2 separate regions of the Mus musculus genome follow, and region 1 is linked to region 2. The links are chromatin contacts, found by Hi-C in ENCODE. All regions are on one chromosome and are shown on one strand. Each heading gives the region's core, a stretch centred on a gene start or an enhancer-like site at or near the end of the contact. The rest is flanking DNA. Distances are from core to core; before and after follow the strand shown.

Region 1 (5,464 bases), core at 781-3,280, 910 kb before region 2:
ACTTCCAGGACAGCCAGAGGTACACAGAGAAAAAAGCCAGTTTCAAAAACACAAAACAATAACAAAAGCCCATAACCAAAAAAGTTTACTGGTCCAATCAATTGCTTTGCAATGCTTTTGACAATGAAACAACCTTATTTCTAATTTTCTTTTACTTTTTTGTTTGTTTAAGATAGACTCTTATGTAACTGCAATTGTCCTGGAACTCTATATAAATCAGCCTGGCCTGAACTCATGGATATTAAACATCTCCCTCCTGAGCACTGAGATTAAAGACTTATGCCTCTACACCTGGGTATTTTTAATTTTTGAATAAAATTGTTTATAGTTTGTAAATAATCAGGTCAGAAATAAATTAATCAATGTAATTAAAAAGTTTACTATTCGACACCAAACTGAAGACTCATATTTATTTGAGGATACCTTTTCTACATTCATTAATCACGCTGTTGTTTCAACATTATTTCTCACCAAAGTTATTGTGTGTGTGTGTGTATAATAACGAACAATATTGCTTATGTCGAAATTTATAAGTCTGAAAAACAGGTGCAACGCTTAATTAGATACACGCTTTTTTTCTTCTAAGCTTAAATTAAACCCTGGAAAGGAACTTAAAACTAAACGCAGTCATCCTCCAGCTTGAATAATCCTTTCAAACAGATGCAGCAATTTTAAAAATTCAAGGCATGAACCCGCAACTGTCACCTTCCAAAAGTTAGGATAACCCAAGTCTGTCAGAGGATCACATTAAGTGGACATTTAACTCCGTTTTAGCTTGTACTAAGCGATAAGTACGGTCTACTTCAAATTAAGACCAATTCTTTCCGCAGACATTTCCTAAATACTGTACTGACAGCCCAGCTTTGCTTTGCATCAGTAAAAACATGAATATAGTAGGGAACTCTAGAGAAGCCGACTCAAGAGAGAAATATTCAGTTAAAGTGTTGATGAATCAGTAAGCGCTAAAGGAAATCCAAGTGAGTAGAGCGGCATCGCAGGTACTTAAAGGAGTTGAGGATGGGAAGGCAAACTTGTCCGGCCGGCCGCGAGCCATTGTGCGCGGCGGTAGCCCGAAGCGGCGTGGCTGTCAAGGGGCAAGTGCGTACCGAGGCGCGGGGGAGGGGGCAGGACGCCACATCGGAAGGGGGTGCAGGAGCCAGGAGGCAAAGACGCTCATCCCAGGCCCTCTCCGCGTGGCCTCACCCTCAAGGGGACCCACAAGCGCAAACTCAGTGCCTAGCGGGCCCACGCCAGACTCTCGCCCAGAGGCGCTGGGCCCAAACCCCGGAGGCCCAGGAGAGGTGGCTCCGGAGGAGCCCTGCGGACGCCATGCTAAAAGCCAAAATGGCTGCCCCAAGGATGCCCGCAGCGCGCCGCCCGTGAGGAGGGAGCCGGGCGCGCCGTCACCGCTCGCCGGCCGGAGCGGCTCAGGTAGGTCCCCTCCGCCCTTGAGGGCACGGGCCTCAGCCCCGGCCCCACCCCCGCGGCCCGTGGCCCCGGCCCCAGCTCGCAGTCGAGAGGGGTGACGGGTGACGTACCTGCAGCTCGGCCCGCTCCACCTCCCAGTGCGCCCGCTCCATCTCGAAGCGAGCCCACTCGTGCTGGATGTAGTGTAGGATCCCCGGGATCGTGTACTGTTGCGGCCGGGACAGCTCCGGGCCTGCCGGGGGCCCCGCCGCCTCGGCGGCCGGAGGACCCCCGCCGCCCGGCGCTCCGTTCGCTCCCGGCGGCAGGCTCAGGTTCCCCCCGGGTCCCTGCTGCGGCCGGGGAGGGGCTGCCATCCCCTGGCCGCCGCCGCCGCCTCCGGCCAGCTCGTCCATTGTGTGTGGGGCCCCGGCCGGGGCGCAGTGCCAGACGCCGACAGCTGCGGGGAGGGCCGGGACGGTGGCCCCGCGCCGACCGCAGGGCGGGGGGCCGGCCGGGAGACGGCCGGGGAGGGGGTCGTTGCCGTGTGCTTGCCGCGGATCAGAGCAGGGAGCTGCCGGCCGCCGCCATTACGGTACCTCCTCCATCTGCCCGTCTCACTCACTCACTTTGGGGGAGAGGGGGGCCGCGGCGGGAGGAGGAGGAGGGACGGAGGAGGAGGAGGAGGGACGGAGGGCCGCCGCTCGCGCACGGCACGCTGGGTAGAGAACGCCGCTGCAAGCCGCACTCCGGAGAGCCAAAAAGAGTCCGGCCTCACCCCACGCAGGCGCACTGAGGATGGACCGCTCTTCGGGAGGCGGGGAAAGGCCTGGGCCCCGCCCCAACTCGGGCGCCGGGCCCCAGCTTTTCTACGCCTGTGGAATCTGGATGCTGCCTTGACTTTGGGGAAGCGCGTGGGCGTCGGGCTTCCGGGTCGTTTTCCTCACGCACGTATCCTTAGGGGCAGCGTGGGTCTCAGCTGAGGGCCTGGGCTCTGGAGCTGCGTGCAAGGCGTCCTCCGTACTGCCCTGGAATTCCTGACGTTTCTCTAGAATTCCTGGCGTGTTTTGCTCAGTCCCAGAGGGTCGGGCCTCTTTTCTGCCTGTCACTCACTTGACCTCTGGTTTCGTGGCACCAGTCAGTCTGCAGGATTCTGGAGACGTCTACGTTTGGCAAATAGCCCAGATTCTTCCGGACTTTCTCACTGGCTCCTGGGCTTCGTCGCAACCTGCTTCTTTGGTCCCACTTCGGTGCTCCTGGCCGCCCGTTGTAACTTCTTAAGTCTTTATTATTCTGAGATTCTCTGTGTTTGAGCTATTGCTTTTTTTTTTTTTTTTTTTTTTTTTTTTTTTTTTTTCCTGAAGAAGTTGTGATATCTTGAATTCTTGAGAATAGTGGGTTGGATGGCAAACGATAACTTTCAAAGAGACTGATGTTTAGAAGTCAATGAACGCAGATATTGTCATTAGTGGCAGAAATTTTGATCGAAACAAAATGAAAGTATTGTAAATAGAACTTAAGATGAACTAAATCAACACAACGATATCTTTCTTCATCATTAAATGGTTTTAGAATGAAATACTACATACACAAAGGGTCAGTTTTTAGGTGCTATAGTGTGCATTTTTCTGTAAGTTCTTTTTTTGGTTTTTTCGAGACAGGGTTTCTCTGTATAGCCCTGGCTGAACTGGAACTCACTTTGTAGACCAGGCTGGCCTCGAACTCAGAAATCCGCCTGCCTCTGCCACCCGAGTGCTGGGATGAGAGGCGTGCCACCACGCCCGGCTTTCTGTAAGTTGAGGTAACAGCCTGGCTACCGGGCTTGGTGAACCATGTCTTTAATCCCAGCACTCGGGAGGCAGAGGTAGACAACCTGATCTCTGGGTTTCGTTTCAGACCAGCTTGGTCTGCAGAGTTCCCAGACAGCCAGGACAACAGAGAAACCCTGTCTGGAAAAGCCAAAAAAGGAAAGAAGAAGAAGGAAAAAAAAAACAAAAAACCTAATAACCTATGTAACAGCAAATGAAAAGAAAAATACACAGTACTTACAGCTATACAAGAAATAGTATATAAAATTGGTTATGTTTTTAAACTTTTATTTTCACTCTGAAAGCCTATTCAAATTTTCACATTGGAGCATATAAGTGACTTCATATAACTTCAGAGAGAAAAAGAAATACATTTTATTTTGTCATGTCTGCTGTGTTATAAAGAACTAATTCGATCTGTTACACTTATTACCATATTTATGAAATGTAGTCTTTAGTAAATGAAGAAATGAGGCTGGAGAGATGGCTCAGCAGTTAAGAGCACTGACTGCTCTCCTAGGCGTCCTGAGTTCAGTTCCCAGCGACCACAGTGACTCACAGCCATCTGAAATGGGATACAGTGCTCTCTTCTGGTGTGTCTGAGAGAGCAACAGTGTACTCACATAAGTAAATACATCTTTTTTTTTATATGAAGAAATAGTACTGTTATCTAAGAGTTATTGACAATCAGCATACAGCTGGCTCAAGCAGTCCCATTCCTTAAGAAAGAACACATAAAAAGCTCAGAAAAACTTACATCCTGGGTACCTATTTTATGAACACAAGGAAGCTTTTAGGGATCTGAAGCCCACATGGCTGGTGATTATGTCAAAAGAGCAAGTTGCACATTTATATTTCTCATTTCACACTTCAGCTCACAGGAAGGTTGCCCCCCACCTACCCTGCAAAAAGATAACTGTTGTTCTTCTATTGTCTGTCTTAAGTGGAGACAGGCAGATCTTTGAGTTTGAGGCCAGCCTGGTCTACAAAGCCAGTTCCAGAATAGCCAGGACTGTTACACAAGGAAACCCTGTCTCAACAAAGAAACAGAAACAAATAGCAAAGTTTTCTGCTCTGCTGAGATGATGTTTTACACTGTTAACATTGTGCTTCCTGCCCACTGCTCCTGAGAACACTGGAATGAGTCTCTAGAACTTTTAGATAACAAATTCTCCCAGTTACACTCTAACAGTTCAGCTTGCCTAACTGGAATTCTCTCTCTGACCCCTTGCTGAGTCATTTCCTCTCTTCAGTCCCCTTTGAAACTTCCTATTTATCCTGTCCTCTCACCTGTCACTCCTCCCTGCTCCTGCCTAGATTCTCCTTCTTTCAGAATGATTTGGGGTAGGTGGAGGGTAAAATGGTGTGCTGCCCTTGAGTGTGAGATTCTCCTGTTTCTGCCACCCAAGTGCTGGGATTGCAAATGGACTTCAGCTTGCTCAGTTCATGATGATCTTCATGAAAGTCTATGTATGGCTGCTCGGTACTTTCTGCACTGGGGAGGCTGAGCCAGAATTATTGCTGAGAGTCTGAACCCTGAGTCATGTGAAGAATTCTAGGCTAGACTAAAGTACACAGTGAGACCTTGTTTTGTTGTTGTTTGGTTTGATTTGGTTAAAAAAACAATGCCTATATTTTTGATCAGCTTAGTTTTTAGGGCACTACTTTGTTTTCTATCCTTACAAGTAATATTTGAACCAATATGCTTACTCAGCTGGACTTGTCGTATTTAATTTACATGAATTATGAAAGCCAAAGTATACCAAAGAATTCCAGGCTTTTAAGTAAGTTGGGAATAGACAATACTCAGATACCTTCTTATCAGTTATTTCAAATGTGACTATGAAAAGCTTGTACTCCACTCTGCCTTTGAGAACCAAGTAGCTACTTGTGATTATCTAAGCACTTTGTCTTGGTGACCTGTCATCTTCCCACTGAAGAACTCAAGCAGGTTCATAAATACTATTTTAGTTGTTGTTTTTCCTCATCTTAAAGGGTATGACAAGAATTCTTGTTTTCATGGCTGGGAGAACAAGTCACAACACAGCTCTTGGTGACTTCAGCAAGTTCCATTGTATAATAGGAAGTGGTCCCCACCCCTTCATATCAGTGAGCGTGTGTGCATTGGGAAACAAGGAAATAAAATCTCCCTTCACAATTTGCCTACTGTCCTTTGATTAGGCTCAGTATTCATCATTAGCATGTTTGAAATTATAGTAATTTCAGGTGATTCCATTACTCTGGGAAATAAC
Region 2 (5,407 bases), core at 49-2,548:
TGAAAGAAAAGAAAACTAAATCTTACCCACATACTTTGGAGTCCTCAGAAGTACTGAAAATCAGTGAGATTGGTAAAGGCGCTTGCTATCCAGCCCAATGAATGAGGGTTTTATCCCTAGAACCTACTTGGTGGAAGGAGAAATCTAACTCCTGGCAAATTGTCCTCTGACCACAACACACATGCAAAGGAAATAAATAAACAATGCAATAAAAATATTAAAAGAAGTACTAAAACCCATTTAACCTCATGGGGATGTTGAGATAAAAATCATTAAATTAATGCTTGTTTACTGACCTAAACCTGAAGTTGGCTTGATTAAGCATTCATTCAGACATCTGAATGTTAGTTTATGGAAACAAAGGGAGGGGGAGGGGGAGAGGTGAGGTGAGAGGGAGGGACTGTGAGGAGAGGGAGGGAGGGAGGGTCTCAGAGGAGAGGAGAAAGGGGAAGTTGCAATCTAGATGGAAAGTAAATAAATACAAAATTATCATAAAAGGCAGGCTAATAGAAAGTTACACCAAAGCATTTTTAAAAAGCATCTAATTGGAAATTTTAATTCAATAGACCTGTCATTTTCACTCCTGTTTTTCCTGGGGGAAGAACAGTGTTTTATTACTTTTCAAAAGTTGTTAGAAAACAACCAACTTTCTTTTTTTTTTTTTTTGAGACAGGGTTTCTTTGAATAGCCCTGGTTGTCTTGGAACCCACTCTGTAGACCAGTCTGGCCTCGAACTCAGAAATTCGCCTGCCTCTGCCTCCCGAATGCTGGTATTAAAGGTGTGCGCCACCACCGCCCGGCTCTGCGTGACTTCATAACCCTTCTTTTTCTGCATATCAGAAAACCGGTGCCAATTAAACAAGTTTTAAAATTATTTTCTCATGCCAAGTTGGAGGAAAGATGGGAGGACGAGGAGAAGGGAAAAAAAAAAAAAAGAAACTCTAGTTAAATTAAGTAGTAACTTGCCTTGTCCTTCGGTAGTTCGTTTGTTAATGAATTGAGACAGTTTGTATAGGTGTTGTACAGGACTATCTTCTGAAACAAACAAAATCTATCTTACCACATTCTGTAATGTCTACTGGCAAAAGATCATCTCAGCTGGGCTTGTTGACCCACACCTGCTCATAAAGGGGCAGGGAGGTCAGGCGACCCTTACCTGAGTATCCACCCTACCTACTGTAGTACGCAATTTTATCCATAACTAGAAGTGGCCTCGCTGAGGGGAGGGGTAGAGTCTGTAACCTAGGAAGACTAAGGGAGTGGGGTGGCTGGGTGGAGAAGTCTTCATCCCGACTGGGTAAAGGCTTTCTAGGCGTAACTTGGGGGGATGAACACCCTGGCTCTGTGAGCAACTCCTCCTTTACGTCATAGAAGGAAGCTCAACTCACCATTCCCTCCGCAGAGTGTCCTTTGGAGGACTCTTCTGTTTGCTGCTGGAACAAGGATAGGCCTTGTCTGTCTGCTCAAGAGAAGGAATTTTAGCTGACTAGCCTAGGCTGGGCTTGTATTCACTATGTAGGGAAATCTGCCCTTGAACTTCTAGTTCTTCTCTGTTTCCCACCCAAGTACTGGGATTACAGGCAGGTGCCACACCACAGCCGACTAATGGTGATAATTATAAGCACACAGGAAAACCTTTGCCCAGACTTCATTCTGAGAAATACTGAAACCACACCAAACTAGCAGTTTCTGACCTTTGTCCCTCATTTTACAGCCCACAAAGCTATGACTTGAACAGCTAAGACTTCGCTGTTATTTAAAATTACAACAAATATTTCCTCCAAGTAGGTATGTTTTACACATTTGTATCATAACAGGGCTAACATGTCATTTAATATACAGGAAAAGGAACGGAAGTACAAGAGTGACTCTGCTATTATTCTACTCCAAAGTGAGCAGTGTAAATCCTTAAATTTCCCTCTCAGGCCAAGTAGGTGGGCTTCCGCCCTTGCATCTGTGTTCCGGATGTTTGGTTACCAGGCAACGTCTAGCGCCTGCCAGACACCTGTGAAGGGGTGCGGCCCCTGGTCCCCGAGCCTCGGTCCTGGACCTAATCGGCGCCTGCGCAAAATGTGCACAGGCAGGCGTTACCTGCGACCGGCCACCCGCAGAGAGTGGACGGGCGTGGCCGCCCAGTCAAACTCGCGGGTCCAGGCCGGGCAGCGCCTGCTGGGAACAGACTGTACCCCAGGCTCTAGAGGACCTCCCCAAGCTTTTGCTGCGTTCCTAGAGTATGGTGCCCATAGTTCTGGGACCGAGTAGGCTATGCTGGGGAGGGGTCACCTGGCGGGTTGGGCATACTTCAACAGGCATTGGACTAGTGGAACATAGGTAACAAGTGTCCTGTTTTAGTGTGTGGGGGGAGTAGGTGATCGAGTCAGGGCCCTGGTCACTTAGCTGCCACACATTTCTCAAGCTCCCACACAGACGTAGGAGAACAGCGAGCCTCCCAGCGTGCCGGATAGCGGACTGCTTAGAGAACTCACTCCCCTCCCCAGGCCTCTAGAGGAAGGCTCTTACCCAACATGCACCAGGAGCTAATTTGCATAACCCCAAGGTAAACCACACGGACCCACGCCGCCAGCGTGATCCCCACTAAGCAGCAGGGGTTCATGAGCATAGCTACACAGTTTCACTGAAAAAACTTTTTCTTTGTTCCCGGGTTTACTGGGAGGCTAGGAGAAAAACGCGGGTCAAAGTCACCCTAACTTAAAAAGTCAGGAATTCTTCGTCCTTATATAGTCCACGGCTAGACACTACGATCGTGCTCGCTTCGGCAGCACATATACTAAAATTGGAACGATACAGAGAAGATTAGCATGGCCCCTGCGCAAGGATGACACGCAAATTCGTGAAGCGTTCCATATTTTGGCTCTGCTTACTATGAACAGGTCATTGGACCAAATTCCAAACAATAACTTTTGACTTCTCCCTCACAGCGTCTCCAAGTCAACCCAGCGCGTCATTCTTAAATCCTATCCTAGCTTTTTACTACTGTATCTGGCCCCTAGTGCTTGTTTTCATCAACTAAAATCTGCTGTTATTAAATTTGGGGAATGCATCATTGGCCAGTGTTTCTTCCAGGCTACATGCAGAGGGGCGCCTAGTGAGACAGATCCTAATGGCAGGCTGTTTTTTAGCTGTTACACACACTCGGGTCTACAAGCCGGAAGAGAATGAACTAGCGACGCTCCTGCTGTTTCCCTATTAGGGCTCATCAATTCATCAATGTAAATTAAAAAAAAAAAAGATTAATAAAGAAATTCATAAACTAAAAAGTCTTCTAAGAGAAAAATGTCATTATTCCCGGGGTGCTTGGGGTTTAGTATTACCTACCTGTTACCGCGAAACTCCATCTTATAAAGATATATACAAAGTTGCCAGCATTGTAAACTAGAATCTCAGTTTACACCCAATGTACTTTATTTAACACTACAGAGAGATAACAAAAATCGAGGTTGCAAAATATGGAACGCTTCACGAATTTGCGTGTCATCCTTGCGCAGGGGCCATGCTAATCTTCTCTGTATCGTTCCAATTTTAGTATATGTGCTGCCGAAGCGAGCACGATCTTAAGGCCTAACCGTGGACTATATAAGGACTCAGAAAATCAGATTCTTTAACTTAGGGTGATTTTAGTGCTTACGATCCTCGAACTCCTCCGTGCACCCTAAAACGAAGGAGAAATTTTTCAGCAGAACTGTGTGGCTAGACTCTTGAAATCCCCCTGCTGCTGAGGGAATTGCGCAGGCAGCGTGGGTCCGTGTGGTTTACCACGGGGGGGGGTATGCAAATTAGAGCCCGGTGCATGTCGGGTAATAGTCTTCCTCTGGAGGCCTAGGGAAGGTGGTGAGTTCGTGGCTCTCTCCCCGCGCGGCATGCCGGGACTGCGGGCGGTGAAGCCTCAACTTCTGTGAGCCGGCAGACTCCGTACCGCACAGCTCTAGACTAGTTGGTTTCACCACTTAAACGTTCTAGGGATAAGCACATTGGAAACAGAAAGTAGGGAACAAACAAAAGTCCCTAACTACCCTACCATTAGTAAGTCCTTTACTATATCTTACATTACAGCAAGTCCTTTCTATATCGCTTAATACTCAGCTCGCTCTCAAATTTACTTGATTTCAAAGATGCCATCTTAGAAATTGTCATAACATAAAGGGCTATACTTAATCTCACATCTTATTTAATGGCGGTATGCTTTGACTTCTATTTTCCAACGATCATTATTCGTTTCTCTTCAGGCTGTTAATTTCCTGAAGAAATAAGATACCTTGTTGTGGGTATGTCTTAGATGTGGTCCATTGTGTTGTTATGGATTTTATGTTGCTTAATTTGTTTATTCTCCCCGTTTCTTGAAAATGTGTAGTTTTGCAGAGGCTGAGAGTTTGACTTTAAAAAAAAAAAGCCGTATGCAATCATGATGGTAGGGCATGCACTTGATATTGTACCTCATCAGGAGCATGTGACGTTGACATGTGAATAATGAAATCTCATGGAGTCAGTATCCTGACACCTCCATTATCAAGCTTTTACAAATCTTCCACCCAATGGTTTTAGACAACACTGATAAACATTGTTCTGGTATGTTCGTATTTAACCCTTGGGTAGAGCACGCTGGCGCGGAAAGCACAGAGTTGGCCACCAGAGAAAGGGATGACAAATGAAGAAAGGGGTGTTGATTCTGAGTCTCTGGATCATTGGATTCCATAACCAGGTGTTTCCCAAAGTTGGAGCTAACAAATTACCTTCTTCGGGCAAGATTGGAGGTGTTTGTTCCCTCACTGGGCAATGGTTCTAGAGCCCTGCGGTGCTAGTTCTGAGCCCTGGTTTCTAGGGCTGTTGTCGCACAGAATTTTGTAAAATCCAGTGGACACACAGAAGCAGCCTCTCTTCCTCTCCTTCTGTTAGCATGAGATTTGTCTGGATATTTTCAATATGTTTCCGGTCAGTGTCTTAGGGGTTTATTGCTGTGAAGAGACACCATGACTACTGCAACTGTTACAAAGGACAACATTTAATTGAAGCTGGCTTAAAGGTTCAGAGGTTTAGTCCATTATCATCATAGTAGGAACCATGGCAGCATGCAGGCAGACATAGTGCTGGAGAAGAGCTGAGAGTTCTACATCTTGATCTACAAGCATCAGGAAGAGACAGTGAGCCACTAGGCCTGGTTTGAGCTTCTGAGACCTCAAAGCCAGTGACAAATATGCTCCAACAAGGCCACATCTCATAATTGTGCCACTCTTTATGGAACTATGGGGGGCATTTTTATTCAAACCACCACAGTCAGTCTATACAGTTATTGAAAGACTCATCTGTTAAGTGAATCTGCCAGGGTTATTCAAACTTAACATCTTCTTTACTCTTCTATCTCTGTCACACAGCTAGCTGCCTTTGTTGCTTT

Evidence for each region. Hi-C counts contacts between places; a loop is a spot of excess contacts on that map.
Region 1: a loop to region 2 is called in a map of T-helper 2 cell, with 4 times the contacts of the local background. The contact joins the promoter of Strn3 here to the promoter of 1700031P21Rik in region 2. A Hi-C loop is called at or near these places in 3 of 37 maps with a recorded cell type or tissue (T-helper 1 cell, T-helper 2 cell and v-Abl transformed pro-B cells).

What each region holds. Positions count from the first base shown.
Region 1 is chr12:51,689,884-51,695,347 of GRCm38, forward strand. Strn3 (striatin, calmodulin binding protein 3) reads right to left here and starts at 2,031. Exons shown (of 18, transcript NM_052973.2): 1 at 1,539-2,031. The coding sequence starts at 1,820. It overlaps Ap4s1 (adaptor-related protein complex AP-4, sigma 1), which reads left to right and starts at 1,083. Exons shown (of 6, transcript NM_021710.4): 1 at 1,083-1,431.
Region 2 is chr12:52,601,024-52,606,430 of GRCm38, forward strand. 1700031P21Rik (RIKEN cDNA 1700031P21 gene) reads right to left here and starts at 1,299. Exons shown (of 3, transcript NR_045910.1): 1 at 1,157-1,299; 2 at 967-1,032. It overlaps Gm35239 (a long non-coding RNA gene), which reads left to right and starts at 1,930. Exons shown (of 7, transcript XR_001780617.2): 1 at 1,930-4,041. Gm23296 (a small nuclear RNA gene) reads right to left here and starts at 3,568; the gene lies at 3,462-3,568. It overlaps LOC115488100 (a small nuclear RNA gene), which reads left to right and starts at 2,765; the gene lies at 2,765-2,871.